Linked DNA regions of Homo sapiens: region 1 is linked to region 2. A link is a loop called in an ENCODE intact Hi-C map of the cell type or tissue named here. Cell type or tissue: PC-9. All regions are shown on one strand. Each heading gives the region's core, and the rest is flanking DNA. Links, peaks and the distances in the headings are about the cores only.

Region 1 (2,806 bases), core at 273-2,772, 90 kb after region 2:
GTGTGCCTGTGTCATCTCCATCATGCAAGCAGATATTTGCATCTATTGGAAAACACTTTTAGGAAAATCAAGTACTATTTTCTTAATTTGCATGGAAGTTTTTTTTTTTATACAAAGGAACTCCAGTTTTGTTTACTAAGTTTGTTAAAAAATCACTAATACAAATTTAAACTCAAGCTCTCAATTACCTTTTTTTGTTGTTTTTCTCAGTGATACACATCAAAATGTATTTCAGAAAGCATTGCCAAATATCCGTAAGTGTATTTAAGATCCAGTTAGAAAGGAACTCTTAAGCTACTCACAGCTAAAATTTGGGTGAAGACAGTTGAAGTAAGAGAAAGTAGCTTTTCTTGAAAATCGGATAGAGCCTGTTTTGTGTGATTGGTAATACCTTTCAGCGTGGTCTCTCAGTAAGGATTTACAGAGGGATACTCAAACCAAAGGATCTCCCTTAAAACTCCTGTTTGTTTTTCTAAACAGCTGGTCTTCAAAACAAGGGGCGGTATTATTTCTGGCATAAAATGCAAAGTTAATGATACCAAAAACAAATGACGCTTCTTCATACAGGCACATAGTGATGTTCGCCGCAGAGCTATAGGAACTTAGAGCATTTTCCGGCAGCCTTGACGTTGGAGAAAATTTTAAATTCTCACCAGTGTACTTGTTTTATTGAAAATGCTCTAAACTTCCTTGTGTATCCCCTTGTCAAATCCAATATGGAAAGCGAGTTTGAAGTCTTACGGGTTTCTGATGTTCCGTTTTCTCTTGCTAAGGTGTTCCTGGTGAGGAAGGTGAAGGGGTCCGACGCTGGGCAGCTCTACGCCATGAAGGTCCTTAAGAAAGCCACCCTAAAAGGTAAGAGCTTCGGAAGGGCCGGCTGCTTCAGAGACAGGTAACTGCAATTTCTACTCCGTTATTTGAGGAAATATTCATTCCATTTAATGTTCACGATTTCTGAAAATGTCTCTAAATGAGCACATTACTCTCTGATTGATAATAAACAGTATAAACATTTCCATGAATATTTAAAATATCCCTGCAGAGTTTCCACAATTGTCAGAGAAGAGCTGTATTGCGTAAATACCATTCTCCCACATATGTTCTGCCGTGGAGCGGCATTGGGAAAGCAGAGCAGCAGGCTGCGAGCAGGCTGTTGGGCTGGATGGGGCCTGACAAACCAGCCTCGATACCGGCAGGCCGACGGCCTCACTCGGTTTTAAATACAACGTGACTCATGGTTGGGTTGGGTTGTTTTCCTTTGTTGACCCAGTGACTGGGCATTAGAAATACCGATTTCTGCCCAGCTCCTCTGCACGCCCATCCTGCAAGTGAGGGATGAGCCCCTAGTGCAGCGTTAGAGTCAGAATGTGATCCAAAATCTCCGTTCCAGGCTCACAGTCTTTAAGCCCGTCACTAGCTGGGCACCTACCGTATCTGTTCTGATCACCTCCTATTCACTGTGTTGGTGAGAGAGGGAACTTCCCCCTGCCCTAAACAGCATTAGGCGATTGAACACACAGCGCCGGGCACTGGACAGATGAACTGACAGCAGCTTATTAGTTACATAAACTGACCCCCTGGGGAGGAGGGCACCCCGTGCCACACAGGGCGTCACGGGGGCAGCACTTAGGTGCCGAGACGGTGAGAGGCAGGCTTCCTAGGAACGGGAGGGTCACGTGGCCCCTGGTTCCTGCAGAAGGTGTGGCTGGCTTGTTGGAATGATTCTGTGGGCTGGCAGGGAACTGAAGCCTTTTAGGGTGGGTGCTGGATGGGGGCAGCTGGTCCAGCTTATGGGGAAACCTGCAGGGTAGGGAGACTTTCTCTCTGGGAGGGGGGCACACTTGGCAGAGCAGGGAGCTCATGCAGAGGCCTTGGGGCCCCATGAGGCTCTGAGATGTGAAGGCGGCACTTGAATTTTTAGGTCTTGCAACAGTGTCCCCAGCAACTACAGGCAGGGGAGCAGTACAAATATATCATTCTCTGCCTTCAGGTCACTTGCCTTCTAGCTGAGGAAATGAGATATATGTTGGGAAGGACCTGTCACCAACAAGAAGGACAAAAAATGCATAGACCAAATATGTACAGACTTTAAACCACTTAAGTATACAAAGGAGGAAAAGAGCTCTTCCAAGTGAGTTAGAAGGTCCGTGGGACTTCTGGTGAAAATTCTATAGGGGAGAGAAATCTGGTTGACATTTATCAGTACAACCAATGGTAAGAAAATGCAGAAGTTGACCACTTTGGTTAGACCTGATTAGAATTGTCTGTGTGTTTGGGGGCGGGGAGAGGACTGTTACAAACACAGATCCTGGCCCCACTCCTGATCTACTGAATCATCATCTTGTAGAAACAAGGCCTAGATATATGACTTTTCAAACAAGATGTCCCAGTAATTCTTACGTACACAAAAGTCTTAGGTGAGACATTCTAGTTTATTGTAGGCACTCAAGTTTTTAGTTCAGTGTTATCAATTGTAACGTAATTTAACCCATGCTTTTTAGAGTGAACTTTTTTTTTTAATGCTTTAAGTGCTAGGGTACACGTGCACAACGTGCAGGTTTGTTACATATGTATACATGTGCCATGCTGGTGTGCTGCACCCAGTAACTCATCATTTACATTAGGTACATCTCCTAATGCTATCCCTCCCCCATCCCTCCACCCCACCACAGGCCCCAGTGTGTGATGTTCCCCATCCTGTGTCCAAGGGTTCTCGTTGTTCAATTCCCACCTATGAGTGAAAACATGTGGTGTTTGGTTTTCTGTCCTTGCAATAGTTTGCTCAGAATGATGGCTTCCAGCTTCA
Region 2 (2,806 bases), core at 35-2,534:
CTAACTGCTTAGCTAGGGGAAAATAATGGTGCAGCTACAAGGAAGCCGGAGGCACCTGCATATCAGGGCGTGGAGGACAAATGTGCGTAACCATACACCTAGGATTTATTACCAAGCAGGCCAGAAGCAGTGTTTCCGACCAGCCAAGATGTGTACCTGTTGTTATGCAGTCATTTGCATATGTTATGCAGTCATTTGCATGCGTTCCTGGAGATCAGTCAGAGGGTGTTCCCAAGAATGCTACTGATATGAGAGCCCTACCTGATTCCATTCGGCGAATGCTCCCTAGCCAGTCTTCCTCTATGAGCCTTGGTGTGCAAAGCTCCCCAGGCTGGGTGGTTTGCCCTTGCCTTGCCCCGTGGAGGTAGGATTCTGCAGGCATGGAGCAGGTGGTGTCCCTGTTTCCCTCCTGCCCCTGCTCGGTGCCAGTCTCCTGCCGTGGGAAGTGCCTGACCTTGCCGGCTGCCCCTTCTCCCAGCCACCTCACACTGCCCTAGTGTTCTTGCTGTCTCCCTTGCCAAACCACTGAATCCTTCTGAGCACCTGTCTCCCCAGCTACAAAATAGGGGTAACCCTGTAATAAGGGTTATCTGCAATTTATTAAATGCTTCATCAGTGAAATGTGCCTTGTCAGGACAGCTTGCACTTGGCATCCGTGGTGTTGCACAAAGCTGACTTTGGTGAGACCATATCTGTAAAGGTTCTTGCACTACATTATGGGGGAAAAATGTTTTTTCTCTCCTGCCAGCCTCTTTCCTTGCCCCTTTGAATACACATCTGTTTCTAATTAGTATTATCACCATGAAACTAGCTTTTCCTAGGTTATAGCTATGTTAAGTTTATATACAATGATGGTTTAATCTTTGATGCTGTCATTTTAAACATAATTCGTGGTAATAGCCCCTCTTGGAAAACAGACTTGTTTTCCACGCTGTTTCTGGCATCAGCCCACAAGGAATGGCTGAGTGGGGACTGTTGGGAGAAAGGAGAAGGCACTGGTAGAAATTATCTAGCCTTTTAGAGAAAAGAATTGTTTCTTCTTTCAGTTATTCTGTCTTCTGTATGAAATTAGCAAGATTTTTAAAAAATGAATCAAAGATTAGTACTTAGGTATTGGCCAGTGTATTTCCTCCTGTTGCCAAAGAAAAGAAAGGCTTGAATGAGATTGACAAATAAGAAAAACAGGCCTCATACCTGTGGAATGATTCGTATGCTGTAGTTTCACAATCTGAATTTTCAGATGGACATTAGCCAGAATGCAAGCCTGGGGCCTGCTGTGGAGAGCAGTCTCTGCACTCGAAGTGCACGGTAACATTCTTTGCACCAAGACATCTTGGCCACACATCCTGCCAAGGGCCTGTGGGCTTGCAGCTTTTACTCATTAAACTGTGAGGCCAAATTTATAACAGGAGGAGTGGGGGGATTTTACTTTGAATGACTTTGTTTTGGAATGGTTATGGTAGAAATGCCCTAGCGACTACTTAAGAAGCTCGCACAGGTCCCAATTTTAATGCTCTCAGCCCAGGATAATTGCAACTAGTTCTCTAGAACTAAGGTCAGATATCATATTAGCTTCCAAATAGTTTTACATCCATAATATCATGTGGACAATCTTTCTGAGGGTGAAAAACCAAGGAAGCCTCTTGTTCTGAACTGTGGGTAAAACACAAGAGGAGCAGAGAAGATGGCTTTGAGAGGACTCTGTGTGAGAAAAGCTGGGAGCCGGGCAAGGCTGGGAGGAGGCAGGAAGCCCAGGGGGCTCTGCAGGCCCTCCACGAGCCTTAAGACTTCAGGCCACATGGCCGTCAGCTCCTGCAGGCACCTGGGGCCCTGGGCTCTCTGTCACAGGGTCAAGCCCTGGAGAGACTGCTGCGTTCTACACTATGCTTGCAAAGGTGCTACGAGAAGCCCTCTTGCCTGTAACTTGTTAAAGCAACTCTGTTGATTGGTTGACTTTGAACATAGCGAAGGAAAGAAACACAGACAAACAAAACAACTTTCAAAAGAGCATTTATTTTTAGAACACCTTTGACTTCTTGAATTCTTCTTGGTTTCTCATCACTTCAGGGACTGAACAGACGGGCTGCGGGAATCAAAGTGGTGACTATAGCTGACTGCCTTCATTCCAGAGAACCCGAGACACAGCATGAGGTTGGGTCTGTCTCTTATTTCTAGATCTTAACAAAGAAAACGCATGGATCATGATGTGTGACTCAGTCAAGTCCTTGTAGAGTACAACCCAACAAAGAAGTGAAAAAACTTTGCTGATGGCATCGATGGGAGCCCATACGCACAGGGCTCGTGCGCGAATCTGATGGCATCGATGGGAGCCCATATGCACAGGGCTGGTGCGCGAATCTGATGGCATCGATTGGAGCCCATACGCACAGGGCTTGTGGGCGAATCTGATGGCGTCAATCGGAGTCCATATGCACAGGGCTCTTGCGCGCAGCGTCCAGTGTGTCTCTCAGGGTTGTAAGCGTCTAGACCTCTGTCCTGATGTCTTCCTGAGCGCGTCGTACTGCGGTGTCAAGGCTCATGACAGCAGAACAACAACTGATGGAGGGAAGGGAGTGTGACCTGCTAAAATGAGCTGGCCACAATCACTCTGTGTGCGTGAGGCAGGAGAAGAGATGTACGTCTGAGACGCTCGTCCTACCCTCCCGAAGCTTGGATGTAACGGAGGTGATGGGCATTTGCCCGAATTGCCATGGGAGTTATAGAGTAGTGCCCGTGTTTTCATTTTACTATCTCCACCTCCCACTCAGCCAAGGCCTCTCACTGCCTGTGAGCCTGATCTTCTAGT

Evidence for each region. Hi-C counts contacts between places; a loop is a spot of excess contacts. Peaks named below come from ENCODE experiments on the same cell type or tissue, not always from the same donor. Only the 100,000 strongest peaks of a DNase experiment are listed, where the experiment ranks them.
Region 1: a loop joins it to region 2, with 4 times the contacts of the local background. A loop is called at or near these places in 10 of 110 quality-filtered maps.

The regions. Positions count from the first base shown.
Region 1 is chr6:166,529,281-166,532,086 of GRCh38, reverse strand. RPS6KA2 (ribosomal protein S6 kinase A2) reads left to right here. Exons shown (of 21, transcript NM_021135.6): 3 at 774-855. Among named protein-coding and RNA genes, the nearest start is that of MIR1913, 21 kb to the right of the region's middle. In PC-9, for the core only: no CTCF peak of the experiment used is centred there; DNase peaks (open chromatin) are centred at 1,226 and 1,566; H3K4me3 peaks cover 796 bases; H3K27ac peaks cover 2,366 bases.
Region 2 is chr6:166,618,563-166,621,368 of GRCh38, reverse strand. All of the region lies in intron 1 of RPS6KA2 (ribosomal protein S6 kinase A2), which reads left to right. Among named protein-coding and RNA genes, the nearest start is that of RPS6KA2, 7.3 kb to the left of the region's middle. RefSeq lists enhancers at 1-422, 2,083-2,806. In PC-9, for the core only: no CTCF peak of the experiment used is centred there; DNase peaks (open chromatin) are centred at 1,228 and 2,138; H3K27ac peaks cover 2,166 bases.